Linked DNA regions of Homo sapiens: region 2 is linked to region 1. Evidence: read pairs that join two places in POLR2A ChIA-PET (ENCODE). Cell type or tissue: GM12878. All regions are shown on one strand. Links, peaks and the distances in the headings refer to the core of each region. The heading gives the core; the rest is flanking DNA. Region 1 overlaps NIFK-AS1 (NIFK antisense RNA 1). Region 2 has its middle 36 kb from the start of LINC01823.

Region 1 (15,144 bases), core at 4,065-12,064:
GCATAATTTAGCCTCTCTTTTCCTGGTTAAACGTTACCCACAGCTGCCTGCTAAATGGAAAAATGACCAACACATCACCAGGCAGGTATGTGTCCATGAAGAATTTCCCACGAACCAGCAGGGATGTTGACCTCTCATTTTAACAACCTGGGGTTGTGAGACCATAAAAATCACTTGTGCGGGGGGTATAGGGTTGCAATTAATTGTTCCTCACAGATGCTACTGTGTCAGGAAGTGAGGGCTTTCTCTGATGATATAATGACCTTCATTCAGCCACCAGATCCTTTAAGCAGGTAACACTAGCCCAGTGGCAGAGTTTTTATTGTTTCCTTTCAAAAGCCATGTTTTCGGAGATTAAAAATTTGTTCTGCTTGCATTGAAGTAGGCCTTAAAAACAAAACAAACTTTTTGTTTGTTTTTGAGACGAAGTCTCGCTCTGTCGCCAGGCTGGAGTGCAATGGTGTGATCTCAGCTCACTGCAACCTCTGCCTCCCCAGTTTGAGCAATTCTGCCTCAGCCTCCCGAATAGCTGGGACTACAGGCATATGCCACCATGCCCGGCTAACTTTTGTACTTTTAGTAGAGACGGGGTTTCACCACATTGGCCAGGCTGGTCTCAAACTCCTGACCTAGGTGATCTGCCCGCCTTGGCCTCTCAAAGCACTGGGATTACAGGTGTGAGCCCACCATGACCAGATGTTGAATGAATTTTGACAAATACATACACCTGTGCAACCAGCCCCACAATCAAAATGCAGAATAATTCCATCACTCCAAAGTTCCCTCATGCTCCTTTGCGGCCAATCTCCTCCCACAACCCCTGGTTCCAGGCTACCACTGATCTCATTTCTGACCCTATAGTTTGTCTTTTCTATGATTTCTTTTTTTTTTTTTTTTTTTTGAGACGGAGTCTCACTCTGCCACCCAGACTGGAGTGCAGTGGCACAATCTCAGCTCACTGCAACTTCCCCCTTCCAGGGTTCAAGTGATTCTCCTGCCTCAGCCTCCCAAGGAGCTGGGACTACAGGCGCCTGCCATCACGCCTGGCTAAACTTTTCTATAATTTCATATGAATGGAATCATACAGCATAGACTCATTTTTCTCTGTTTCACAGACCATCATCCATGCATCAGTAGTTCTTTTTATTGCTAGGTGAATGAAGCACAGTTTGTCCATTCACCAGCTGATAGACATTTTAATTGCTTCCAGTTTTATGCTATCATTAATAAAGCACTTATAAATATTCATATACAAGGCTTTGAATGAACATATGTTTTTATTTCTCTTGGATAAATACGTACAAGTTGGATCTCTGGGTTATATGATAAATTTATTCTAACTTTATAGGAACCTGCCAAACTATTTCCAACAGCAATGTATGGGAGTCCCAGTCGCTCTACATCCTTGCCAATATTTTGTATAGTCAGAATTTTCAATTTTAGCCACTCTAGTGGGTGTTTAGTGATACCTCATTGTGGTTTTAATTTTGGCCTCTCATTTGACAGAGAATCATAGGCAGAAGAGTCAAAGCTTGGACTTCGCACCCATGGTCTTTTGAAGGCCACAGGCAGGGAAGGCAACGCCCATGCACCCAAGTCAAAACATGTGGAGAAAATCTTACCCTGTGGAGGAAAAACCCACTTGTGGATTTGTTTCAAAACTTAGTTTAGATCTTTTGAGTTTTCACATTCGTGTGAGATGTGCCTCCCTCAAACCTTGTTACTACCTTGGCACATTACATATCTGATGTGAAAATTAAATAAAAAAGAAAAGAAAAAAAAAGTTTATGAGGGAAACTCATTACCCACCTGTATCGTAATGGAGATGAATCTCCTAGAGCGATCTAAACATGCGGCTTTTCTGGTTTTGAAAGGGGAAGAGCTGGCTTGGAGCGCCACACACTGGGCCACGATCTTGACCTCAATCTCGTCAATCCTCCTGGGCATTTCTTCAGGACCGTGGTCAAAGAACAGATAAACGAACAGTGTGTCAGGCACCGTTCCACACATTGGTGACCTGGGCCCTGTCCTTATGGAGCTTACTATCCCATGAGGAAGGCAGATGCCAAACAAGTGATTATAAGTTGTGTGCTATGGAAAGCAGGCGCACTAAGCCAGGAGCACATGATAAGGGGACTTAACCCAACCCCAGCGGCAGGAAAGGGCCCAAGCCTTCCAGGAAGGGAAAGAACGCACACAAAGCTCTGGGGAGGAACTGGCAGTGTGACTTAGAGGAAACCAGGGAAGTCCAATATGGTCACGGCCTAAGAAAGAGCCTGACAAGAACACAGAGGCCCAGGCTCATGGCAGCAGGATAGGGCCTGGGCCTTTGTTTTTTCCCAAGTTCCCAAGCTGTCCTGATGGCAACCAAAGTTTAAGAACCACAGCCTCAGAACAATCCTCCAGGCTACCTCTCCTGCACCAAACACAGCCCCTGTTGGATGGAAGTTGATTCCTCCAGAGGGCCGTCTTAAGCCTCCACGCTGTGCAATTCTCTATCACTTCTTTAGTCTTTTTTCAGATGGTGGGTTTTTCACTATTATATGGCTTTATTTACTTTATTTATTTATTTATTTATTTTTGAGTTGGAGTCTCGCTCTGTCACTCAGGCTAGAGTGCAATGGCGTGATCTCTGCTCACTGCAACCTCCGCCTCCCGGGTTCAAGCAATTCCGGCCACAGCTTTCCGAGTAGCTGGGATTACAGGCGCCTGACACCATGCCCGTAAAATTTCTGTACTTTTAGTAGAGACAGGGTTTTGTCATGTTGGCCAGGCGGGTCTTGAACTCCTGACCTCAAGTGCCTGCCTTGGCCTCCCAAAGTGCTGAGATTACAGGAGTGAGCCACCATGCCCAGCCTATTTATTTATTTATTTATTTATTTATTTATTTATTTATTTTGAGATGGAGTCTCGAACTGTTGCCCAGGCTGGAGTGCAGTGGTGCCATCTCAGCTCACTGCAAGCTCTGCCTCCCAGGTTCACGCCATTCTCCTGCCTCAGCCTCCCGAGTAGCTGGGACTACAGGCGCCCGCCACCATGCCAGGCTAAATTTTTTTTTGTATTTTTAGTAGAGACAGGGTTTCACCATGTTAGCCAGGATGATCTCGATCTCCTGACCTTGTGATCTGCCCACCTCGGCCTCCAAAGTGCTGGGATTACAGGCGTGAGCCACTGAGCCTCGGCCTATTTATTTTTTAAATCAACTTTATTTAAGTATAATTTACAAACAGTAAAGTTTACCAATTTTAAATAAAATATTCAATGGGTTTCAACAAACCCATACAGTTGTAAAACCACCATTACTCCAACCATCACTCTTGCCCCTTTGCAGTCAAGCCCCTTCCCCCATTCCCAGCTGCAGGTAGCCACTGATCGGCTTTCTGAAACAACGGTTCTGCCTTTCTGTTCTTTCTTGTAAATACAGTATGTGGTGTTCTGTGTCTAGTTTCTGTCATTTAGTGTAATGCTTTAGAGATTCATCTATGTCACCTGTATCAGTAATTCATTTTTTTTAAATTTCTAAGCAGTGTCCCACTGTATCGATTACTACAATTTGTTCACCAATTGGTGGGCATTTGGATTGTTTCCAGTGGTTGGCTATTAGAAATGAAACTTTTGTGAAAGACAAGTACAGGTTTTTTTGTGAACGCTTCCATTTCTTTTTTTTTTTTTTTTTTTTTTTGAGACGGAGTCTTGCTCTGTCGCCCAGGCTGGACTGCGGACTGCAGTGGCGCAATCTCGGCTCACTGCAAGCTCCGCTTCCCGGGTTCACGCCATTCTCCTGCCTCAGCCTCCCGAGTAGCTGGGACTACAGGCGCCCGCCACCGCGCCCGGCTAATTTTTTGTATTTTTAGTAGAGACGGGGTTTCACCTTGTTAGCCAGGATGGTCTCGATCTCCTGACCTCATGATCCACCCGCCTCGGCCTCCCAAAGTGCTGGGATTACAGGCGTGAGCCACCGCGCCCGGCCGAACGCTTCCATTTCTTGTGAGTAGATAACTCAGGAGTGAAATGCTAGGTCATAGGTATGTTTACTTTTTTTTTTTTTAAAGACGGAGTTTCGTTCTTGTTGCCCAGGCTGGAGTGCAATGGTGCCATCTCGGCTCACCGTAGCCTCCACCTCCTGGGTTCAAGCGATTCTCCTGCCTCAGCCTCCCGAGTAGCTGGGATTACAGGCATGTGCCACCACGCCCGGCTAATTTTGTATTTTTAGTAGAGACGGGGTTTCTCCATGTTGGTCAGGCTGGTCTTGAACTCCAGACCTCAGGTGATCCGCCTGCCTCAGCCTCCCAAAGTGCTGGGATTATAGGCATGAGCCACCGTGCCCGGCTGGTATGTTTATAAGAATCTGCCAGAAGCCAGGCTTGGTGGCACGTGCCCATAGCCCTAGCTATTCAAGAGGCTGAATTAAAACCCAATTGTGTTTGAATAAAAGCACTATCAGGCCGGGTGCGGTGGCTCACACCTGTAATCCCAACACTTTGGAAGGCCGAGGCAGGCAGATCACTTGAGGTCAGGAGTTCGATACTACCCTAGCCAACATGGAGAAACCCTGTTTCTACTAAAAATACAAAAATCAGCCGAGCATGGTGGCACATGCCTGTGGTTCCAGCTACTCCGGAGGCTGAGGCAGGAGAATCGCTTGAACTTGGGAGGAGGAGGTTGCAGTGAGCCAAGATTGCGCCACTGCACTCCAGCCTGGGCAACAGAGCGAGACTCAGTCTTAAAAAAAAAAAAAAAAAAAAAAAAAGCACTCTCACTGCAGAAAGGAAAATAGGTTGAAAGGGACCAAAGGCCAGTTAAGCATCTTTTACAGTAATTTAGGTTGGAGGCTTTGAGAGGGAGTTAGAAAATCTCTGGTCAACATTTATATCAGTAGACAAAGGGGCTGCAGGAATAGGGATAGGAAAGAATAATTTACCTTTGCATGTGCTGAGTGCACAGACGAACTGTGAACTTGACCCGTGTTGGGCTGTGAGTGAGTCACAGAGCCTGGCAAAGATCTGCTCCTGACTGTGCTTGGGGACTGGGGATCCCACCAATGGGAACAGGTGGGAACAAAGACAAGAGATACTTCTGTAACCACCCAAGAGGTTCACCTTGCCCACTGCCTAGACAGAGCCGATTCATCAAGACAGGGGAATTGCAATAGAGAAAGAGTAATTTACGCAGAGCTGGCTGTGCGGGAGACTGGAGCTTTATTATTACTCAAGTCAGTCTCTCCAAGCATTCGGGGAGTGGAGCTTTTTTTTTTTTTTTGAGATGGAGTCTCGCTCTGTCGCCCAGGCTGGAGTGCAGAGGCGCAATCTCGGCTCACTGCAAGCTCCGCCTCCCGGGTTCACGCCATTCTCCTGCCTCAGCCTCCCAAGTAGCTGGGACTACAGGCGCCTGCCACCACGCCAGACTAATTTTTTGTATTTTTAGTAGAGACGGGGTTTCACCGTGTTAGCCAGGATGGTCTCGATCTCCTGACCTCGTGATCCACCCGCCTCAGCCTCCCAAAGTGCTGGGATTACAGGTGTGAGCCACCGTGCCCAGCATTGGCCATGCAGAGCTTTTAAAGATAATTTGGTGGGTGAGGGGAAGCCAGTGAGCCAAGAGTGCTGATTGGGCAGGTCAGAGATGAAATCATAGGGAGTGGAAGCTGTCTTCTTGTGCTGAGTCAGTTCATGGATGGGGACCACAAGATCAGATGAGCCAGTTTATTGATCTGGGTGGTGCCAGCTGATCCATCAAGTGCAGGGTCTGAAGAATATCTCAGGCACTGATCTTAGGAGCAGGGTAGGGAGGGTCAGAATCTTGTAGCCTCCAGCTGCATGACTCCTAAACCACAATTTCTAATCTTGTAGCTAGTGTTAGTACTACAAAGGCAATCTAGTCCTCAGGCAAGAAGGAGGTCAGCTTGGGAAAGGGCTGTTACCATCTTTGTTTAAACTATAAACTAAGTTTCTCCCAAAGTTAGTTTAGCCTATGCCCAGGAAAGAACAAGGATAGCTTAGAAGTTAGAAGGAAGATGGAGTCGGTGAAGTTAGATCTCTTTCACTGTCTCAGTCATAATTTTGCAAAGGCAGTTTCAGTTCTTATCTCCTTGGCTGAGACCAGGAAATATATTATCACAGGAATGGAGTTGTAAGTAGTGGCTGGTTGTCTTTTGAAATAACACCATGTCACAACAGCATTCAATTATTATTAATTTACAAAGCAGCTAATCTTGATGGGCACTGTCAGATATGGGTATGGATATGGGTGAGACACTTACCCTTCCTTCAAGTTGCTCATAGTTTAGTAAGTGAGCAAACTAACTGTGCTGACTTTGGTTTTTTTGTTTGTTTGTTTGTTTGTTTGTTTGTTTTGAGACAGAGTCTTGCTCTTGTCTCTTGTCGCCCAGGCTGGAGAGCAATGGCACAATCTTGGCTCTCTGCAACCTCCACCTCCCAGGTTCAAGTGATTCTCCTGCCTCAGCCTCTCGAGTAGCTGGGATTACAGGCACCTGCCACCACGCCTGGCTAATTTTTGTATTTTTTTTAGTAGAGACAGGGTTTCGCCATGTTGGCCAGGCTAGTCTTGAACTCCTGACCTCATGATCCGCCAGCCTTGGCCTCCCAAAGTGCTGGGATTACAGGCGTGAGCCACCGTGCCCAGCCCTGACTGTGGTTTCTAACACTGTCTCTACAGGAAGCCGTCTCTCTAACAGTCTCTCAGATCTTAACCTATTTATTTGTATCCCCTTACTGAGTGGGCCCAATACCTGTGAAGGGCAGCTGTGTAACAGCATCACCACAACTCTGTTGTACGAGTTGAAGTTCATTGCATTAACTTTGAAGGATTAATTAATATAGTGTCTCTCTTCCAGGATTCCTATAGGACATGCTTCTAAGGGCTCAGGCCAGGAGTGGGCTCCATCCTCAGCTTTTTTTCAGAAGCTACAGAAGCAACTGTTTTCACCCCCATACTCAGAGCGAGTGAAATGGGGGTTGCCGGAAGAAAGTGCTTCACGACGACAGAGTGGTTATCAAAATATGCCAATCAGCCACACAGCTCCCAGCTCACCAGATTTGTCAAAGGGCCAATCAGCTCTAAGGGTTTCTGTGGAGAAAAATGCTCATTTATTGGGAGACAGAAAGGAGAGCTTTGGCTGAAACCACTTTGCCTTCACCAGCAACTTTTTAATCCCTTTGTCTGGTGCATGAAATCAGTTCCCAGAACACAGAGGTTATTAATAACTGTGGGACCTTTTCCCAGTCTCCAGATCAATTGGCAGAAGCCTCTGGTTATTTCCTTCTGGATGCTTCTATTATTTGGAGCTGAGAAGTGACCTCCTCCTCAAAACCTGTACAGATTTTCACCTGGCTTGGGAATTACACAGTCACCCACCAGCCCCCAGCCTTGCCTCCTCTCCACTCTTCCCTGGCTGGGCTGGCTCGGTGCAAGGCTGGTGTCTTTGCTTCCACCGAGAGACTACGTGCTGTCCAGTGGAGTCCAGCACGCACCTCTCTTCCCACTGGTTCCTCACTGCCAGGTGAGGTCCAGGGCGTTGATCCGGATCCATGGAGCCAGGCTGATGTACAATGAGTCACTCTGAGCTGGCTCCTCTCCTCATGCTTGGCAGAGGTCCTAGCATCAGCTGCTGGGCAGGTGCTGAGCAAGGCCGAGGTCTTAACTTGGCGACACTGGGGTGGACATTTCTCCAGGAGGAGCTGCTGTGATCGGCAGGACTCAGTAGAGAGAGTGTCTTACATGTAGGGCTTCCCCCTTCTCTCCCTCTTGCTTCCTTCCTGCGGGGGCCAAGCCATGCCTGTGGCTTTACCAGGATCTCAGTGCAGGAAATGTTGCAGCTCCTCTGACTCTCACCTCCTCTCTCAGCTCCAGGTCGCCCCTTGCTTGCTGGCCGCATCACAAGGAATGGCCCTCAGCACCCGAACCCAGACAGGCACAGTGGGCTGGACAAATCTGGGTCATACTGGCTAAACACCGTTAGCTTCCCTGTGAAATGAAAGCAAGAGCCTTCACCTTGCAAGGCTGAGGGAGGTGGGGGCAAAGCACCTCCCATGCGGGCACAGTGGGCCTCTACTGAGGGTTTGATCATTAGGAGCGTTGTCACCTCTGAGAGCTGACCTCATCTCTCCCCACAAACCCGCTCACCCGGTCTGCTTCCTGTCTGGGTGGATGGCATCATCACTCTTAGTCACTCAGACTGAACGAAGCAGCTCTCTTCTGGCTCATCTTGCACTGGCCTATTTGTATGTGTGTGTGTGGGGTAAATATACCTAAAATGCATATTTTTTTGAGACAGGGTCTCACTCTGTTGCCAAGGCTGGAGTACAGTGGAACCATCTCTGCTCACTGCAGCCTCCACCTCCAGGATTCAAACCGTCCTCCCACCTCAGCCTCTGAAGTAGCTGGGACTACAGGTGCATACCACCACGCCCAGCTAATTTTTGTATTTTTTTTGTAGAGACAAGGTTTCACCATGTTACCCAGGTTGGTGGGGTTTGTTTGTTTGTTTGTTTTGAGACAGAGTCTCGCTCTTTCTCCCAGGCTAGAGTGAAATGGCATGATTTTGGCTCACTACAATCTCCGCCTCCTGGGTTCAAGCGAGTCTCCTGCCTCAGCCTGCTGAGTAGCTGGAATTATAGGCGCCCACCACCATGCCCGGCCAATTTTTGTATTTTTAGTAGAGACGGGGTTTCACCATGCTGGCCAGCATGGTCTCGAACTCCTGACCTCAGGTGATCCACCTGCCTCGGCCTCCCAAAGTGCTGGGATTACAGGCATGAGTCACTGTGCCTGGACCCAGGCTGGTTTTGAACTTCTAAGCTCAAGCTACCCACCTGCCTCAGCCTCCCACAGTGCAGGGATTATAGGCATGAGCCACCGCACCTAGCCTAAAATGTAGCATCTTAACCATTTTTAAGTGTGCAGTTGAGTGGCATTAAGTACCTTCGCACTGTTGTGCAACCATCACCACCACCCATCCACAGAACTTTTTCACACTCTCCAACTGAAACTCTGCGCCCATTAAACACTCACTTCCCGTTCCCCTCTCCTCTCAGGTCCTGGCAACCACCATCTTACTTTCTATCACTACAAATTTGACTACTCTAGGGACCTCATGTAAGTGGAATCATACAGGATGTGTCCTTTTGTGTCTGGCTTATCTCACTTATCACAATGTTCATAACGTTCATCCGTGTAGTAGCACGTGTCAGAATCTCCTTGCTTTTTCAGGCTGAATAATATTCCATTGTATGTATATACCACATTTTGTTTATCCACTCACTGGTCTATTTTTTTTTTTTTTCAGACGGAGTCTTGCTTTGTCTCCCAGGCTGCAGTGCAGTGGCACAATCTCGGCTCACTGCAACCTCCGCCTCCCGGGTTCAAGAATTCTCCTGCCTTAGCCTCCTGAGTAGCTGAGATTACAGGTGTGTGCTACCATGCCCGACTAATTTTTGTATTTTTAGTAGAGACGGGGTTTCATCATGTTGGCTAGGCTGGTCTCGAACTCCTGACCTCAGGTGATCCATCCACCTTGGCCTCCCAAAGTGCTGGGATTACAGGCGTGAGCCACCGAGCCTAGCCTCGTTGGTCTATTTTTTTGTTTCGAAACGGAGTTTTGCTCTTGTTGCCCAGGCTGGAGTGCAATGGCATGATCTCGGCTCACTGCAACCTCCGCCTGCCGGGTTCAAGCAATTCTCGTGCCTCAGCCTCCCGAGTAGCTGAAGTACAGGCATGCACCACTACACCCAGCTAATTTTGCATTTTTTGTAGAGACAGGGTTTCTCCATGTTGGTCAGGCTGGTCTCGAACTCCCGACCTCAGGTGATCCACCCGCCTCAGCCTCCCAAAGTGCTGGGATTATGATCTATTTTTTAAAAGGACTTTTGGATAGGAAATTAACACACAGAGCTTTAAAACCCACCCACTACAGAACAGGATAGGGTGCCTCTTGTTTCCTGGTGGCCCGAAGGCAGGGCCTCCTTTGGGCCTTTCTCCCCTGCCCTCTCCCTGTCCACAGTCTTCTGTCTTTCCCTCAGCAGTGTCCTTCCTGTTGGTCTTCCTCTCTGTTCCCGCTGCCCAGCTCTGGTTTCTGCTCTAATACCTCCTCATCCTCAGGTGTTCCCACCCAGACTCTGCCTCCTAGAAGCTGGACTACAAGTGCTGCCAGGGAAGCTGCCTAAGGTTCAGCCCCTGCCCTACCAGCCCTTAGCCTCTGAGGCTGCCCTCCAGCTTGTCCCAGCTGACCATGACTGACGTGTGTCCCCCTGCACCGGATGGACTTCCTTGCCAAACTGCTTGGAGAGCCCTTCTTTCTCCCAAGAGTCAGCAGGAGTTCTCCTTCCTTAGAAAGGTCCCTGAACTCTTCCTGCCAGCCCTACCTGAATTTCTTTCTCTCCTTTGTGCTCCTACAACAGTGACCCTATTCTGACTCGTGCTCTGTAGCCACTTGGCTACTTTCCAGTCTCTTCTAAGATAAGCAAACTCCTGGAAGGAAAAAACAAGGCCCATTTACCTTTGAGTGTCCCCAGGGCTAGCCAGTGCCCTGCCTAGAGGAAGCCACAGTCAGCAAGTGTGGAATCTGGAAAGCTCTCGGAGGAATCTTTGCCAGGCCCAGGTGCAGAGACTGGACTGGGGGTTGTTATTTAGCTTATCGGAGCCTCCATTTCCTCAGACTGGGAAAATGGTTTTTCCTCACAGGCTGGCAGAGAGAATGCAACCAGTGTAAATTAAAGACAGTATTTGATAAATGTGGGTCCCCCTAGGTGGGAGCAGGACTGTTTGTTAGGTGTCAAGGGTCTGTGAAACAATCCCCTCCCTAGGGCAAGTGGCTGGTGCAGTGCTCGTCCAGAATCATTGAAGGCAGGGAAGCCTGGCTTGGGAGAGAGAGGTCCATCCTCCAGCAGGAAAGGAGAGGGGCGTGCGTGCTTCCGTGGTGTCCCGTCCACAGATGCTCAAGGCCCCTGTGCATTTGGGCTTAGGAACAGGGTCACATGCAGAGGTCTGCACTGAAGGTGCAGTCAGCCAAGTTTCATCCTTGCTTCCCAGCCCCAGCTGTTCCTCTTCCCTCTGTCCCAGCCATTTCCTTGGGCTCTTCCTATGGGCTGAGGGCAGGGGGCAGCAGCAGCAGCCACACCAAGGGAGGCTTGACACTGAACACGGGGTGCGTGTGCATTTAGCCCTTGAGTGCCAGTACCATAATGTGGTCTTGGCCCTGGGGGCACAGATTCAATGTCTCAATGTGGAAAGGTTCTTCTGATGTGCCCTCTCAACAGGGCAACCAGAGAGGCCTCAGTTCCAACTGGAAGGCCATTCCTTTACCCTTTCACCCACTCATTAACAAATGTTTATTAAGCATCATTAACAAATGTTTATTAAGCATCTAGATGGGTCAGGCCCTGTTCTATGGGGCACAGCCTGCTTCTAAACAGACTAACAAGCAGTCCTGCTGTTAGCCCCATCCTGCCCTCCCCTGTGCCTGTTCCTTCCCACTGGACTCCTCGACTTCCAGGCCCTGCAGCAGCCATAAGGAACAGCTTTCTCTTCCCTGCCACTCCCCCACCACAGACAGAGTCTTGCTCTATTGCCCAGGCTGGAGTGCAGTGGTACAATCTCGGCTCACTACATCCTCCACCTCCTGGCTTCAAGCAATTCTCCTGCCTTAGCCTCCCAAGTAGCTGGGATTACAGGTGCACGCCACAACACCCAGCTAATTTTTGTATTTTTAGTAGAGATGGGGTTTCACCATGTTGGCTGGGCTGGTCTCGAACTCCTGACCTTGTGATCCACCTGCCTCAGTCTCCCAAAGTGCTGGGATTACAGGCGTGAGCCACAGCGCCTGGCCAGCGGCAGCTTTCTCTGTGTAGTGCTAGTTCTCTGTGCCTTACTTTTTGGCTTCCTCTACTTTGTGGACATCTCCAAGCTATTGTCATCTTCTTTCTCCTATTTCTTTGTCTTTTGGATTTATGCCTGCTTTAATACTTTTGTTAACATTAGTGATGTTTCAAGTAGGAAGAAGAAATAAATTCTGATGTTTCATCTGCCATATTTAACTAGAATTTCCTTCCAATTGAGTTTTCACTTAAAGTATTTTTACAATGATTTATGGAGTCTGGATGTTTTCAATTTGAAAATGGTAGTTGTTTATTTTAGAAATTTACAAATAATATACCAGTATAAAGAAGAATATAAAGATGACTCATCATCTCAGAAATTCAGAAATAACCCCTCTTAACATTTATATATATATATATACACACACACACACACACACATATATATATATATACCCATATAGATACACATTAGTTAAAGGGAATTAAATAACCTCTTTCTGTTTGCTTAAGTTTGATGCTGACTTTTGGATGCTGCCAGCTTTGTAGAAGCCTTTTGCTGTGGGAGGCACTTGCCAAGCCTTGCTGCGACAGAGGAGTATCCTTTGTCATGCTGACATTGGTGCCTCTCACCTTCCCTCAGGCCTGCCTCTCTCCCCTAGTGAGCCTCGGCCTAGACTGCCCACTTCCACTGGAGATGTTCATCATCAAGTCATTTACAGATCAAAACCACAGTTCTTACCTGCAGTGCCGGAAGGAGGGTAAGAAACAGAATCTGGGTGTGCCCTCCCCAGCTCTGTCATCCCTAGGAATATTCTCCCAGGTTGTGACAGAGCCCGGAAAAAAGCCATTTGCGATGACCTCACTGTACCCGACTTCTACCAGAGTCCCTGGCCTTTTTCTGGCCCTTGGTGATCCCTGATGGGGAATTGTCAGTGGGGGAAAGGTGATTTGTTTCATTTAATCTGCCAAATGCAAATGACCAACATTTTGGGTCTTAGCCAATTTTGAGGTTTTGGATTCAGAATATGTTCTGTTGGGGCTCGGGACACACCATCCCAAAATATGACACCACCTCAGAAAATCTTCCACCCCAATAAATTGCAGATATTTTCAAAAAATAATTACAAGAGACAGAGACTTATATTGCCAGTGGGCATGTATACTAGCAAATGCTTTTGGGAAGTAATTTTTTAAATCTTTTTTTTTTTTTTTTAAATAACAGAGGCAGGTTCTTGCTATGTTGCCCAGGCAGCTCTCAAACTGCTGGACTCCCAAAGTGCTGGGATTATAGTCATGAGTCACCGTGCCCTGCTGGAAAGTCATTTTTAAAGTGTCAAGAACCTTAAAAATGTTTGTACTTTTTGATCTTTGTTCTGGGACTCTAGCCTAAGGAAATAATTCTAAGTACAATAAAAGCTTTCTGTACCAAAATACCAATTGCAATATTATTAATAATGTAAAAAATGATACTAAAACACTCAACTATAGGAGAATAGTACTGTGAAATAGTACTGTAATCATGAAAAACTCATTATAATAAAGCCAAATGATTATTGTTGAAATAAATGAAAACAACTAAACTCAGTATTTAATATAGAGTTCGATGATGGCTGTGTTAAAACTAGAGTAATGTATGGCTGGGCGTGGTGGCTCATGCCTGTAATCCCAGCACTTTGGGAGGCCAAGGCTGGAGGATCACCTGAGGTTGGAAGTTCGAGACCAGCCTGACCAACATGGAGAAACCCTGTCTCTATTAAAAATACAAAAAATTAGCCAGGCGTGGTGGCGCATACCTGTAATCCCAGCTACTCGGGAGGCTGAGGCAGGAGAATCACTTGAACCTGGGAGGTGGAGGTTGCAGTGGCCTGAGATCATGCCATTGCACTCCACACTCCAGCCTGGGCAACAAGAGTGAAACTCCATCTCAAAAACAAAAAAAAAAAACAAAAAAAAAAAAACAAGAGTAATGTATACAGTGAGACATTTTAATACTAGTTATCTTTGGATAATGAGACAGAGAAAATTTTATTTTTTTCTACTTTGTTTGTTTGGTTGAGACGGAGTTTCACTCTTGTTGCCCAGGCTGGAGTGCAATCGTGGCTTACCACAACCTCCGCCTCCCAGGTTCAAGCGATTCTCCTGCCTCAGCCTCCCTAGTAGCTGGGATTACAGGTGCCCGCCATCACACCCAGCTAATTTTTTGTATTTTTAGTAGAGATGGGGTTTCACTATGTTGGCCAGGCTGGTCTCGAACTCCTGACCTCAGGCAATCCACCCGCCTCAGCCCTGCAAAGTGCTGGGATTACAGGCATGAGCCACCGTACCTGACTACTTTCTTTTTAATAACACAAATTTTGTTCATAAATAAGACTTCGGCTGGGCAGAGTGACTCACGTCTGTAATCCCAGCACTTTGGGAGGCCGAGGCAGGCGGATCACCTGAGGTCAGGAGTTTGAAACCAGCCTGGCCAACATAGTGGAACAGCCTGACCAGCATCGTGAAACCCCATCTCTACTAAAAATACAAAAATTCACCAGTCGTGGTGGCAGGTACCTTTAGTCCCAGCTACTCGGGAGGCTGAGGCAGGAGAATCGCTTGAACCCAGGAGGCAAAGGTTGCAGTGAGCCGAGATTGCGCCACCGCACTCCAGCCTGGGTGACAGAATGAGATTCCATCTCTAAATAAATAAATAAATAAATAAATAAATAAATAAATCAGACTTCATAAAATTAAATGCAGGGTTGGTTCCTGTTTTAAAAGGGGAATAGTAGGCTGGGAGCCGTGGCTCACGCCAGCACTTTGGGAGGCTGAGGCTGAGGCAGGCAGATCACCTGAGGTCAGGAGTTTGAGACCAGCCTGGCCAACATGGTGAAACCCCGTCTCTGCTAAAAATACAAAAATTAGCCAGGCGTGGTGGTGCGCACCTGTAATCCCACTACTCAGGAGGCTGAGGCAGGAGAATCGCTTAAACCCAGGAGGCAGAGGTTGCAGTGAGCTGAGATTGTACCACTGCACTCCAGCCTGGGCAAAGAGCGAGACTCCGTCTCAAAAAATAAAAAAATTAGCCTAGAATAGTGGCGTGTGCCTGTAATCCCAGCTACCCGGGAGGTTGAGGCAGGAGAATCGCTTGAACCCAGGAGGCAGTGGTTGCAGTGAGCTGAGATTGTGCCACTGCACTCCAGCCTGGGTGACAGAGCAAGACTCCGTCTCAAAAAACAAAAAGAGAATAGTAGAAGGCAACATGCCATTTTATTTAAAATTGCAAATTAGGTTTTTTAGATGGATGACAGTTGAGATCATTAAATCCCAT
Region 2 (15,144 bases), core at 3,013-11,012, 130 kb before region 1:
GACAAAGCAAGTATCCGTCAAAAAAAAAAAACATGCATTTGATGTCACAAGCAGTGTCCCCTTCATGTTCCCTAGGAACTACCCTATGACCTCCCTTAAAGTGAGCTCCCAATAAGTGCAGAGTGGAGTGGCATGATGTGGGGTGTAGGAGGAGCAGCACACTGGAGAGGCAGTGGGAGTGTCTGACAGGGCCGGGCCTGCACTGCCACTCAAGCTCATGGCCTCCGTGCCTCATCTGTGCAATGAAGAATGGAAGCTCATAATCCCCAAGGCCCCTCATATCTAAAATGGGTTAGTTCCAGTCTATGATTTTATGAAGGCTTGGAACCCAGGTCATTGTTAATAACGCTCCTTTCCAGTACTGTATTTGATGAGTTGAGTGTCTACGTGCACTGATTTAGGGGAGGGGAAAAAGAGCACTAGATTGATTTTTAGAAAAAATCAATTTTTGAAAAAAACTTAGTAGCAGTTTTTAAAACCACACAAACTTTTTAAAGAACTGAATTCAGCTAGGGGAATTTTCTTCTCTTAAGTAGGCACAGAGTCAGTCATTCAGTATCTACTGGGTTTTCTTTTTCCCAGGGAAAGTTTCTTTTCTTTGCTACGCATATATTTTCAACCTCCTAATTTGGGTATTAATTTGTCAGTCCTCCCCACCGTGGTTCCCAAGGCTTCCCAGCTCAGGATCATTTGTGACTTTAACAAAGGCACTGTTGGGCTCTCTGTCCTGGATCATTAATAAACCGGCTTAGGGAGGCAGGGGTCCCACACCGCGCTGGCGTGATGGATGACGGTGGAACTTCACCTTCATTTCAATTTCCCTAACTTTCTAAGCCACACTATTCCACCCCTCCTCCTGGATCCCATAGAAACCATCATTTTTCAGGCAGCTTCGAGGAGAAGCTCATCGTCCTGGCTGCATCTGTTTCCTTCCACATCTGTTTTCTCCAGATCTTCATCATTCATCTCCATTTTCCCACAGCATCTCTCTGTCCTTCCCTGTAACTTCTAACGATGTCACTGGAGCCGCTAACTGTCCCAGTTTGGAGAAATCTGCATGCCACTTTGCACCGGAGCTCCATTTCATTCTTCCTTCTTCATCTGTGCACTGGGGTGTGCACAGGAAGCTTTCCTTTTCTCAGTATCCGCCACCAGCTGGGCTCACACACAACCCCACCACCACTTCCCATGGGGGAGCAGCTCCCTTAATGACATCACAGTTGGATTCCATAATTTTGTGGTCATTTCAGTTAATTAAAGAAATCTCATTCTGGTTTTTAAGGCTCAGTCCTGTTCATTTTACAGCTTCAATCTCATTTTCTATTCAAAGCACTCCCTGTCCACCCCTCCTCCAGCATAGGCCAGGTTCATGGGCCTTGGAGTTGGTCGGGGGCCTGGGGCAGGGCTGATTTGTTAACCTTCTCTCCCCTTCCCAATGTTCATCCCTCTGGGGATGGGTGGGAGAGAGAACAGCTGCCCTTGCATGACTGCCCAGGAGGCTGCAGCCCTCTCCTAGCCTCATGCTCTTCCAATTAAGAGACACAGGGTCCCTCAGGAAATTCACCATATCTCCCAACCGAAGCCTAACTATGGGCCTCTCTCCACATCTGTCTGATGACAACATCTCTGGCTTGGGCTGGAGACTGAGGTCCCAGCCAGTCACACCCATCCACCCACTCTCCGTGGAGCCTGCAGGCAAGCAGGATCCAGCTCCTCGGTCTGCCAGGGACTCGGAGGGAGTGGTCTCGGCCCTGCTCTCAGCTGCCTCCCATCAAGCTCCAGCGCAAGAGTCCAGCAGCATCAGGCCGTCTGGTGGGTCACGTTTCCCAGAAGCAGACTCTGAGATGAGAATTTGTGAACAAGTGAATTATGAAGGCGTGCTCCTGGGGAAAACCTGTCAGGGAGTAAGGGAAGCCAGACGGGGAAGAGGAAGGAGCCAGGAAAGGTTCCCACTTTATCCCAGGCAAGTGTTAAGGCAGGGGTCAGCAAATCAGGGCTCGGGAAGCTAAGATCAGCCCACCAACAGTTTTTGTGTGGTCCATGAGCTAAGAAATTTTTTTTTTTGAGACAGAGTCTCACTCTGTCGCCCAGGCTGGAGTGCAGTGGCGCAGTCTCAGCTCACTGCAACCTCCACCTCCCAGGTTCAAGCGATTCTCCTGCCTCAGCCTCCTGAGTAGCTGGGATTACAGGCCCATGCCACCAAGCCCAGCTAACTTTTGTATTTTTAGTAGAGATGAAGTTTCACCATGTTGACCAGGCTGGTCTTGAACTCCTCACCTCAGGTGATCCGCCCACCTCGGCGTCTCAAAGTGCTGGGGTTACAAGCGTGACCCACCATGCCCAGCCCTAAGAATGATTTTTAGATTTGTAAATGTAAAATGTAAAAATCTTTAGCCTCCTGTGATTTTGTCTCTTGACCCGCAAAACCTAAAATACAGAAACCCTTGAACAAAGTCTGTAAAATATATTTTGGGGATAATGGGGAAAATGATCCCATGAACTGGTGTTGGTGACACTGGAGATGTCAGGGATGTAGGCTTAATTAAAGTAGTCCCCTCTTATCAGAGGTTTCACTTTCCTCCATTTCAATTACCCACAATCAACTGTGGTCTACAATGGAAATTGGAATTTTAGGAGTCAACAATTCCCAAGTTCTAAATTGCACACTGTTCTGAGTAGCATGATGAAATCTCATGCTGTCCTGCTCCATCCACCTGGGATGTGAATCATCCCTTTGTCCACCATATCCACGCTGTAAACACTACCCTCCCCTCCCCACCTCTGCCCTCATTACTGCATAGGAAGAAGCATAGTGTATATAGGGTTTGGTACTATCAGTGGTTTCAGGCATCCACTGGGCATCTGGAAACATATCCCCAGAGGATAAGGGGGGTACTATTGTATTTAGAGTTGAAATGTCAACATGATTCTAATTTACTCTAAATACTTCAATAAAGAAGATGAGGCAAATATGGTAAAAAATGATTAAGTCGAGGTGATAGATTTAATTACACCAGTCTCATTACTGTATGTTTGAGATTTTTTAATTAAAAAATACAAAATTAATACTCATCTTCCACTTTTCACCTTCCATATCTAATCCATCACCTAAGTCCTGTCTATCTTACTCTCTAAATCTTTCTCAAATGTGTCCCTTTTTCATTCCTGCTGCCATTTAGCCCAGCACCTCATCAAAGACCACAACCACATAGTGGAGGCTGCAGAGGAAGACTGCTTCAGCCCAAGAGTTCAAGGCTGCAGTCAGCTATGATCACACCACGGCACTCTAGCCTGGATAACAGAGCGAGATTCCATCTCTTTAAAAATAAATATAATTAATTAAAATAAAATTTTGAAAAAAAAATTTAAAGGCTGAGCAAGGTGGTTCATGTCTGTAATCCCAGCACTTTGGTGGGGCAGTGAAGGAGGATAGCTCAAGACCAGGAGTTCAAGATCAGCCTGAGAAACGTAGCCAGATCTTGTATCTACGGAAAAAAAAAAAATTATTTAAATTAGCCAGGCATGATGGTGTGCCTCTGTTGTCCTAGCTACTCAGGAGGCTAAGGCAGAAGGATCGCTTCAGCCCAGGATTTCAAGGTTGCAATGAGCCCTGATCACACCACTACACTCCAGCCTGGGTGACAGAACAAGACCCTGTCTCTAAAAGAGAAGAAGAAAAAAGGCCACACAGTAGTGCAGAGCCACTTTGTATGCGGATAAAACACCCAACATGACGCCTTCTTCCAGCAAACAGTCCCTAAGTGCCTACTATGTGCCAAGCACTGTGCTAATCCCTAGGAGGCTGGTGGTGACGCAGCAGAACTCTGCCCTCCTGGAGTTCCCAAACCTCAGAATCCCCCTTCACTAGCACCACTCACCACACCCATGGGGTTCACAATGATGTCCCTGGGTCATTGAGAAAGGATTACGTTACACCTGGTGTATCCTGTATAGGAAGACAAGGGTTTATGTCACCACACCAGAAAGCTTTCCATGAAAATATTCTTCATTTCTTTTTTAACATTGGCTACTGAAAGTGGTGCCCTCTCACCCGCCTTGAAAGGCCACTCCCAGAAGTCATTCTGCCAAATCTGGGTCCTCAGGACTCCCTCCCCCACTGCACCCTCCCGGCCTCCACATGCCCCATGGGTCTACACAGTGATATACTGGTAAAGCTTTACAAACTGGCTCTCTGGAAAAGAGAGAAAAGCCCCAAGTTGTATGTTTGCCAATTTCTGTGGTGTAAATACTCCCATTTACAGGATGCTACCAATGACATACTGGAACACAAAACTGGGGAGAGATGCACAGTAGCACACACAGTATTTCTGTAACCACCCAGCCACAGTAAATGGAAATAACCTCCAGGGCATTCACTATATGGTAGCAAAATAATGGGGAAGTGATGAGCTTTGAGTATTTGTTATCTTTTTAAAATATAATTTAGGCCAGGCATAGTGGCTCACACCTGAAATCCCACCTCTTTGAGAGATTGAGCCCAGGAGTTCTAAGACCAGCCTGAACAATATAGTGAGACCCCATCTCTATAAAAAATCAAAAACTAGCCAGACATGATGGTGCAAGCCTGCAGTCCCAGCTATTCCAGAGGCTGAGGTGGGAGAATCGCTTGAGCCTGGGAGGTCAAGGCTGCAGTAAACCGTGATTGCACCACTGCACTTAGCCTGAGCGACAGAAAGAGACTGTCTCAGAAAAAAAGAAAAGAAGACAAGAAAAAATTAAAATAGAGTTTATATCATTGAAGCTTATATAATTTAATTTTTAATAATGGCTGAGTTTAACAACTGGCTTGCAAAATTCCTGAGCATTTAATAATCATCTCCCACGAGCGCGTATGAGCCTGCCCCAGCACACTCTGGGTGCCACTCAAAGGAAGCCCTTCTGCTTCCACTGGGGCAAAGGATTTTGAGCTTTTTTTCCTAAGGTTTTCCTCTATCCCTGAGGCTTCTTCTTTCATTGGGAGAAAGCTTGCTTCACCCACCGCCACATGACGTCAAACTTCAAAACGAAGGTGAATGAGCCACACATATTACTGACATCATTCCCCTTTGTCGCGCTCGTGTGAATCAATTCATACCGCAGAAACAGGTGCGGAGGCAAAGCTCACTTCAGCTATGGCTCGGAAATAGTTAAGCGGAATGAAAATCATCCCCCTTCCCCCGAGAAGCCTCATATCCCTGCCGAGCCCTCGTGGAGGAGTGCTGGAGCTTCAGGAATGATGGAATCTAAAACACAGCCTTCTTTACTTAGCAATATTCATCCCTCATTAAGCAAGCCTATATTTAGGATTGCTTATTTCTTCAGGGTGAACATTTTCTCTGCACCTGCTTGGCATGAAAAAAGAGAAATGAGTCATTCGTTTCCAAGAAGGAGCCACTTGGCACCATTTACCATTTCACCACACACACACACACACAAACACACACACACACACACACACACCTTCCAAATCTACAGTTCATCTGACCAAGAAAAGTTATAAAACCAACACGAAAAGACCCAAACCTCAAATCCTTAACAAGTAATGAAAATCCTCGGTGCTCATCAGGGATTCTTCCATTTGCTGACCATTTGCATGTTGTAAAACCCTCTCTCCTTTTCATTATCAACTCAGTTTAACAAATGTTTAAGTAATTACTGTGTGAGGCCCTTGGAGCTGGAAACCCAGTAAAGAGAATCTGTTTAGAAAGACTGAGGTTTATGTAATTCAATTTAGAAAGAATTTCATTCATGTTTTTAATATTTTTCTAACTTTTTTTTTTTTTGAGATGGAGTCTTGCTCTATCACCCAGGCTGGAGTGGAGTGACACAATCTCAGTTCGCTGCAACCTCCACCTCCCAGATTAAAGCGATTCTCCTGCCTCAGCCTCCCGAGTAGCTGGGATTACAGGCGCCTGCCACCACACCCAGCTAATTTTTGTATTTTTAGTAGAGACAGGGTTTTACCATGTTGGTCAGGCTGGTTTCAAACTCCTGACCTCAAGTAATCCACCCACCTCGGCCTCCCAAAGTGCTAGGATTACAGGCATGAGCCACTGCGCCCAGCCAATATTTTTTTAACTTTGGTTCCTGAATGTGGTGAGCTCCTCAGCTATTCTCCCAAGGACTTGGGACCTGAGGATCCCTCTCTTCAAAGAGAATAGGGGAGACAGACATAGAGATGAAGTACTGGTAGCTTAAAAGCATCTGCATTCAAAATCTGTGCAAGTACAGAAGTAGGACAGAGAAGGGAATCATTAACTCTCATAGTCAGGTTCTGGAAGGCCAGGGATGCCTTCCTCAAAAAAAAAAAAAAAAAAAAAAAAAGGTGAACCTGAGATGGGTTTTGAAGGATGCATGGAAGTTTGCCAGATGAACTAGGATTGAAAGGCCCTTCCAAGAGAAAAGAATAAGAAGCACTAGAGAGACTGCTCAGAAGGCCATTGAAAAGAATTTTAGGCCCGGCACAGTGGCTCATGCCTGTAATCCTAGCAGTTTGGGAGGCCGAGGTGGATGGATCACTTGAGGTCAGGAGTTTGAAACCAGCCTGGCCAACATGGTGAAACCCCATCTCTACTAAAAATATAAAAAATTAGCTGGGCATGGTGGCACACGCCTGTAGTCCCAGCTACTCAGGAGGCTGAGGCAGACGACTGGCTTGAACCCGGGAGGTGGAGGTTGCAGTGAGCCGAGATCACGACACTGCACTAAAGCCTGGTGACAGAGCAAGACTCAAAAAAAAAAAAAAAAAAGGGAATTTTATACAAGTGGAGTATCCCACAGTGCTCTAGATCAGGGCTTCTCAACCTCAGCACTACTGACATTTTGTACTGTATAGTTCTTTGTTGTCAGGGCTGTCCTGTGCATTGCAGGATGTCTAGCAGCATCCTTGGCTTCTACCCTTTATATACCAATAGTATCAGCCCCCAGGTTTTATTAACCCCAAATGTCTCCAGACATTGCTGAAGTCCCCTGGGGTACAAAATCACCCCAGCTTGAGAATCACCACTCCAGGCATTATTCTTGCTATAACACTAGGATAGAAATTTAGGCAGAGGGGACACTGTGGGGAAGCAAAATTGATATTCCCCTGTCCTGTGGTCATCATATCTGTGGCTTTCCAAGCATCTCACAGCCTGGGGAGGTTCAGTGACTGCTGCTCTGGGTAATTGAATGGATCAGGGTAATTGGCAGCATCATAAATATCAAGGGCAAATACAAAGGCCACGGGACAGGCCAAGGAACCTGGACTCCAAGGCCGCAGCTCCCTCTCTGCCCACACCATCCATCAGGTGAGGAGCTGCAAAAGGCCCCCATTTCAGAAAGACAGTGATCTGGGGGAGTTGCAGGGAAATTTGGGTGCAGAGCCAGACCGAGGTTAGAGGTGCAGTTCATTTATCCCCAGCAGCTTTTTGCTCTGTGAGTAATGGCAGGAATGGCCCTGGGTAGTGCACAGTCTTCAGAAAGAGCCAAAGGGAGAAACAGCTTGTTATTTCAGTGGCTTAGCTCCATCTCTGGGATGTGGGTGGTAACTAAGGACTCATTCGCATTCCCTATCAGCGTGCAGCTCCTGCTCAGAGTCTGGGAAATACTTGTGGCTCTAGAAAAGAAGTCAGTGGCCCTGTGCTAGAAGTGGAGAGAGGGGACAGAGGCTTCAAGATGAGCCAGCTTGTGCCCCTGGGACAGAATCCTGAACCAAGCTTCGGAGCTGCCGGATTCCTGGTCCCTGTTTCCCGCGTGATTAAATCTGAAATTACTTGACACAGTTTCCAAGTTCCTGGGCCTCTCTAGCTTTGTCTCCCATCTCTACCCTTCACGCCCAAAGGTCTCCCTGCCTACAAAAAGCTACTTACGGTTCCCAGAGTGAGCCCCACAGCTGCACTTTGCTCATGCTGTTCCCTCCATTCAAATGCCCTTCCCACTTGCATCTCCACCTGCCTGGCAAACACTGCATAGCTTGAATACTCGTTCAGAGGCTGAGCCCCTCTTGGCCCCACCCTTCAGGTACAATTGTCCCCTCCCACCACTTCCTGTGCAATCTCTGCCAGCACACCATGTCTCTCCTTGTCTGTCCCTCCAACTGTCCCCTGCTCCTGCTCCTGTATATCTCGTGACCATGTCCTCCTCCTCCTCCTCCTGACTGCAGCACCCAGCACAGTCCCTAATGAAGAGCAGGTGCTCCCATGTTTGCTGAACAAATAAAATCACTCCCCATCCTCTCACCACACATCCCGGAAGGGTAATGCAGGCCTGCTGCGTCCCACCTCTACGGCTGGGTGTATGTGTGTGCCCACAGGTGCACACACCCTTGCACTCACTCCAGGACTCTCTTAACCTTTGACTTTTGCTGCATTCAGCTCTCCTACTCTCTCAGCATGACTTTCCTCTAAGCTAATAGAGGTCACTCTTTCTACTTGAAGTGTGAATGGCTAACAGTGCACATGCTCCTACCCCAGATAACCAAGGTATTGTAGTTGGACCTTGGGCACCTTTGCAAAGAGGAGGTGCCAGTGATGTGTGTGAAGTGTGGCCCTGGACTGGCACCGAGGGACAGCCAGCTGTAACATACTCTTTCCTACCCTGCTACAGGGAGTAAACAGGCTGCTTCCTGCAACAGACAGGGCTGGGACAGATGTTGGTTGCCTTGGGAAGAAAAATGCAGGTGTTTTTTCTGGGCATCTGGAGTGTGTGGGGACTAAGTCAGCAACTGACAAGTAATGAATGGTAAAGCTTCCCCTGGGAGTCCATGGAAGACCAAGTGAGGATGATGCTAAAGGCTTCCAGATCCAAGAAAACATATGGCTTGCCCTCAAGTGACTGGTGAGACTTCAGGATGCCCCAGAAGGATTCAGTGAGAAGTAGGGTTAGGTGAGGGACAATCTGCAGATGTAGCAGTTTATGCTGTTTTATTCTATTTTTTTTTTTCTAATAACCTTCTCTCTCTACCCTCATTACCAGAAGTTATTCATGAGAAATATAGGGCTCCCCAGGAGGGCTGATATCCCTATGAGGAGGTAATGAAAATATAGCAAAATGCCCCACAGTGAGGACCCCAGGACCTAGTGTCAGGGCATCCCTAACAAAGCTACAGCAGGGATTTCAAGGTGGTGCCAGGCCCACCTTTTGCATCCCATGGCTCACACCTCCATGAGATCAGGGACCCATGACAAGGACTCCCTCCTTGCCCAAACTTCAGTCGGCCTCCTCTGGCCCTCTTTTCAAGCAGGCTTTGTCCAAGCCTCATAACCGAATCCGGTTTTGGCGGAGAATCTTGCTGAGCTAGGTTATTGAAACCCTCCCCAACTTGGCCAAATGAGCTCCTCCTCCTCCACCCTTGAGACTTGATCAAAGGTCTTAGTGATCTTCCCTCCACTCCCTCACCCTGCCCATGGCCTACAAATCCCCATTTGTCCCTGCTGTATTTGGAGTTGAGTTCCATCTCCCTCCCATATTATCATAGCCTTGAAGAAAATATTCCTTGCCATTTTAACAAGCCTCAGAATAATTTCTTTTGTATATCCTGTCTGTCTTATGCAGCACTAGCACAGTGCCTGACACAGAGTCAGACATCCTGATACCTACACCGGTTTAATTAATTCACAAATGCTATGTTAGTGTCTAACAATTTTATCTGTAGTTACTTATAGATAGAATTATTTCTGCCTGGATGCCCCAGAAGGATTCAGTGAGAAGTAGGGTTAGGTGAGGGACAATCTTCAGATGCAGCAGTTTATGCTGTTTTTTTCTATTTTTTTAAATAATCAACCTTCTCTCTCTACCCTCATTACCAGAAGTTATTCATGAGAAATATAGGGCTCCCCAGGAGGGCTGATATCCCTCAAAGGTGGTAATGAAAATATAGCAAAATGCCCCACAGTGAGGCAATGAGAAGGGGAGGAAGACGGAAGCTGAGAATAGACTGAAGATGGTGGGCCAGCTGATAATAAAACGTCCTGTGGAAGGAAGTCCCATGGCATGGTCTCTTCTATCAGGGAGACTATTTCACACTTGGTGGCTTCATACATGGTCACATCTGTTCTGCTAAGGAGTACCTAATGCCCAAGGCTTCCTGGTCAGAACCAAGAACAACGCTCTGCTAACCAAAGAAGGGAAAGATATCCCAAACTGAAAAAGGGACCCATCTCTGTGCTTATATTGTGGCTACTCAGAACAACACCTTTTCTGAAATTTTGATCAGAGAACACCATCTTCTAGCACAAACACCATGAAATGCTGGGTAAATATAGTAAGCAGCCTTTTCAATCTTGACAGAGCCCTGAAAGAAGGAAATAGAACTCCCCAGGGGCCAAGAAAATCCTTGAGCTTCTGCTGTGAAACCTGGCCAGGAGGATGGATTCAGGAAGGGGCATGAGCTCGCAACTCCCGGGGGATTGGGGATTGATGCTTACAGGGAGTGGGTCTGATGAAGAACAAAAGTACAAACCAGAAAAGAAAAAATTCTCACCAACTCAGGTGGATGACAAAGAAATTTTAGCTTAGACTTGAAGTGGAAAGTAAATAAATAAAATAGTTATCTGGGAATTCATGAACACAAATCTGACTTCATATAGATTTGGGGCTCAAATTTATCCCACCCAACTTGGTCTGGAACCCCCAGGCTAAAAAAGTCACATAAAATTTGGTTCTCAGCTAAATGATGCCCCAGGGGAATTGGTAAAAGCCAACGCTCTGAAGTTGGATATATTATTGGAAGATCTAATCTTATCAACATATCTACTCTCTCCAAATGAATTCATAGATTCAATAAAGTCTCAGTCAAAATCCTAGCAAGTGTTTTTGTGAAAATTGATGTTTATTCTAAAGTGTATATGGAATGAAAAGAGTCAAAAAATAATCAAAATAGTTTTGAGAAAGAGCAAAGTTGGAGGGCTCACACTACCAGATTATCAAGACCTTCTTAAGAAAGTTGTGACATTTAAGACAGTGTTGTATTGGCGCAAGGATAGACAAACAGACTAATCAGACAAAGGAGAAACCTCCACATACAGACACCTGATTTACAGCAATAATAGTGCTGCAGTGCAAAAATAAACCTTGACCCCTACCTCACACCATACCAAAAAAAGGCAATTCCAAATGAATTGTAGATCTACACGTGAATGGTAAAACAACATTTCTATGAAATAATATAGGAGAAAACCTTTATGACTTTAGGGTAGACAAGGATTTCATAAGGCCTTACATGTGATTGTAATTCTTTTAGAAAATGCAAAAATGTGTGATAAAAAGTTGGGCACAGATTATAGCTCACACTTATAATTCCAGCACTTTGGGAGGCCAAAGTGGGAGGATCACTTGAGGCCAAGAGTTCAAGACAAGTATGAGCAACATAGCAAGACCCTGTCTCTACTAAAAATAAAAATAAAAATTAGCTGGGTATGGTAGCACCCACCTGTAGTCCTGGCTACTCAGGGAGCTGAGGCAGGAGGATCACTTGAGCCCAGGAGTCCAGGGTTGCGGTGAGTTATAATCACACCACTGCACTCCAGCTGGGTGATAGAATGAGGCCCTGCTTCAAATAAATAAAATAAATAATAAAATGTGTGATAAAATAAATATACCCAATTTCCCTACCACTCAGAAATTAAAGAAAATACTTTTGAATGTTTTTGAAAAGCGGTTGCATCTTCCATCTCCCTCACCCAAACTAACAGTGGATTATCCATCATTTTATACTGTTCTCTTGCTTCATGAGTGAGTCTTTTCTCAAAAAAAAAAAAAAGGCCTGTAGGCTTCTAGACAGCAAAAGCTGAATCAGCACTAATACAGCCATAGGGACAAGGCTGTGGGCATCTCCTGGACAGAGCTACAGGCTGATCTTCTCACTTTACAGATGGGAAAGCAGAAGCCCCCAGGGCTACTTGACTTCGCTGGTAGAGGCAGGATGGTATCCAGAACCCTGATCACAGTGCTGTTTCCAACACATGTCCTCTTGTGGGGGATGGCTAGCAATGCTGCCCCTAAAACAGTGTTCTCGGTGCCTGCTGAGGTCACTGGCTCCACTCCTTCTGTCCCCTGGGGCATCTCAATACGTCACCAAGTGGTGGTGATGTCATCCACTGACTGGGTGATGCTCCTACCTCCACCAAGACTCAACCCTCCTGACACTAAGCCCAGTGGCATCAAGCCACACGGTTCCTTGGTGGTGTTTTCCAAAGTTTAAGGACAGCCAACTATTTCTCTTATGTGAGCAGCTTCCCACTGACGGTGAGAACTGAGTGAGAAACAGAGAGCTGCCTGAGTTTTTTCATTTTGTTTACAATTATTTGAAATCCAATGCTACAGGACACTGGGACAAACATAAATTAATTTTCCTTGATTGGAAGCTGATGAATCTCTTGTTGTGTTGAAAAGGACTCTGACAGCTCTGGGCTTCAGTGAAAAGAGAGCTATTGTTTTCTTAATTGGGGACTCATAGAACTTGTAGATGCAGCCAGGGCCAGCCTGAGGGGCAGAGGTGGCCCATCTGAGAGTGGGTTGTGAGATAGACCATTTATAAAACCATGGGCGACGGATCCCAGGAGGCTGCTGAATGGAATTATTCAAGAAGCATCACCATGTGTCCATTTTCTATCTGGTAAAGAGCTTGTTTTTCAGCTTGCATCCCTGTCAGGAGTTCACCCTTCCAGCCCATTGGAAAATATAATCTTCCCCAGTGTCCGCCATGTTGAACCCTGAGCGCACCCAGGAACAGAGGCGGCAGACTCAGGCAGAGATGCAGGGCTGTAGGGGATGAAAAAGAGTGGAAGCCACACCCAGGTAAAGGAACAAGTCCCCTCCTCTGTGAAGCATCCTCTGATCACCCTCAGCTACTGCAGTTCTCCCTCTCCTGGGATCCCACTGCCCGGTGGGGAACCCCAGCATAGCCAGTAGCTCCTTATATGGGAACAGTTGGCTTGAATGTGTCCTACATGACTGAGAGCTGCTTCATCTCTGAACCCAGGGACCCAGTACAGCAGAAAGAAAACATGGGTTTGGAGTAAAACAGCTGGAGGCTTCATACCAGCTCCATCACTTCTGCTCTGCAGTGCCTGGCAAGTTACATCGCCTTGTCACACCTTGGCACCCAGTGGTAGAATGGGTTTCACACTGGCACTGCCTTGTAGGTTGAAGTAAGTTAAAGGCCAAGTGTGGTGGCTCACGCCTGTAATCTCAGCACTTTGGGAGGCTGAGGCAGGAGGATCGCTTGAGCGCAGGAGTTCAAGACCAGCCTGAGCAACACTGGGAGACCCCGTCTCTACAACAACAATGACAACAACAACAAAACACTGTATTTTAAAAGCATCTAGCACAATGTCTGGTCCATAGCAAGCACTTAGTAAATGTTAGCAATTAATAATAGATGTTATTAGGAGTTCATTAATGTTTGTTTTTGTTGCTGCTGCCGCTACCTAACAGAAGCAATTAACAGAGCGTATCTGAAGAAGCAAAACTCCACGGAAATCAATACAGAGCACACTTAAAGAAATATTTGAGCAGCCCCAACACTATCCCAAATGGGGACTTGGTGCAAATTACAAAAAAGGTTCCCACAAGACACTTCCCTACCATCTGCCAAAATTGTAACAGTCACTCTCCTGATCTACAGTGTCTGCAATTTTCAAGCACCCCCTCACCCCACCCCACCAGGTGTGCAATGTGAAGCACAGCCAGCTGTAAATGACAGGAGGAAGTTCACAGTCAGGAAGCAAGAATCAGGGCCTCAGGGAGGGAAGGTGCAAGCCGGGTGGCCTGTAGCAGACCAGAGCGGCTCAGGCCCGCAGGAACACGGCTGGTGAACTGGAACACAGAAACGAGAGGGGAGTCAAGACGGGCCTCTTAGCCCCTGTCTAGGGATCAGTCCACCTCTTTGGAGAAGAGCTTGTATTTTTCAATTTGGGTTGTAACTTTGAGAGAGTAAGAAAAAAAGGCAACATGGGTTGATCAGCCTTGTATTAAGAATTTTCTTACCAAAGTAATTCAGGAATGGAAAATCAAATACTGTGTGTGTTCTCACTTATAAGTGGGAGCTAAGCTATAAGAATACAAAAATACACAGTGATAATGAACTGTGGGGCCTGAGCGGGAGGAGGCTGGGAGGGGGGTGAGGGATAGAAGACTAAATATTGGGTACAGTGTACACTTGCTCGGGTGATGGTTGCGCCAAGATCTCAGAATTTACTACTGAAGAACTCATCCATGTAACCAAAAACCACCTGTACCCCTAAAAGTACTGAAACTAAAAAATAAACAATGAAAAATATTCTTACTGAATAGTGTATGTACTTCTTTCCTTAGAAAAATAGAAGCAGAGAATTTCTAGTTCAGCAAAATGGTGAAGTAAGCTAACACAAAACCCTTCCACTACAAATACATAAAGATTTTAGATAAATCAATAGAAAAAGAAAACTATATTTTAATCAACTTTTTTTAAGTTTTCCCCTAATTAGAAACCCCATTCCTAAATGGTGCTGGAAAGGAAATATACCAAGGAGAGAGAAGTAACCACGCCAGAGGAGCAGGACCAGGAAACCTCTCTCCTGGTCTAATGAACAGAATGGCAAACACCACATGGTCACCAAGCCTTTTCTTTCTGTCTGCTACAGCCACATACCAAGCCCTCATTTTCTTTCTTTCTTTTTTCCAATGCCAAGTATAAACGGAACCCAATTTGCGTGAGCAAATGAGAATGGATTGAAACAGGTCATCTGTAAATTTCCCAAGCTGGTCCAGCAGTCATTCTGCAAACTTCCAACCTCCCCACCCTCTCAATGGATTGTGGCTTTAATGAACATTATTTCTGCCACTAGAGAGCCACATACAAAGTGGAGTTTAAAGGTCTTCCCGCCCCAAAACATCTCTACCACTAGATAATAGCAGTCTGAAATTTCTCCACCAAAGACTCATTGTTTGGGGTTAAGCATTTAAAAGGCAAAGGTTGAATGGAGGCAGGGGAGAGGCAGACCTGACCTTCCTGTGGGTTCTAGAAGAGCAGAAAGAGGAAGTTGCTGAAGGTGGCAGAAGGGCACAGAAGGCCCATTCTGCAGCTCTGGCCCTTGGCTGGGGCCTGGGGTACAGACACACTTTGGAAGCCCTTGAAACCTGAACTCCAGGGAGAGGGGTGTGAAGTCAAGGCCCAGAGTAAAT

The links. ChIA-PET counts read pairs that join two places held together with the same protein. Peaks named below come from ENCODE experiments on the same cell type or tissue, not always from the same donor. Only the 100,000 strongest peaks of a DNase experiment are listed, where the experiment ranks them.
Region 2: POLR2A ChIA-PET joins it to region 1 with 10 read pairs; 2 of 35 experiments call an interaction of 5 or more read pairs at or near these places.

What each region holds. Positions count from the first base shown.
Region 1 is chr2:121,692,573-121,707,716 of GRCh38, reverse strand. It overlaps NIFK-AS1 (NIFK antisense RNA 1), which reads right to left. Exons shown (of 4, transcript NR_037857.1): 3 at 1,810-1,949. It also overlaps the pseudogene LOC124906186. Among named protein-coding and RNA genes, the nearest start is that of NIFK, 37 kb to the left of the region's middle. RefSeq lists enhancers at 7,243-7,742, 7,900-8,019. In GM12878, for the core only: no CTCF peak of the experiment used is centred there; a DNase peak (open chromatin) is centred at 8,136; H3K27ac peaks cover 417 bases.
Region 2 is chr2:121,818,590-121,833,733 of GRCh38, reverse strand. No RefSeq gene overlaps it. Among named protein-coding and RNA genes, the nearest start is that of LINC01823, 36 kb to the right of the region's middle. In GM12878, for the core only: no CTCF peak of the experiment used is centred there; no DNase peak of the experiment used is centred there.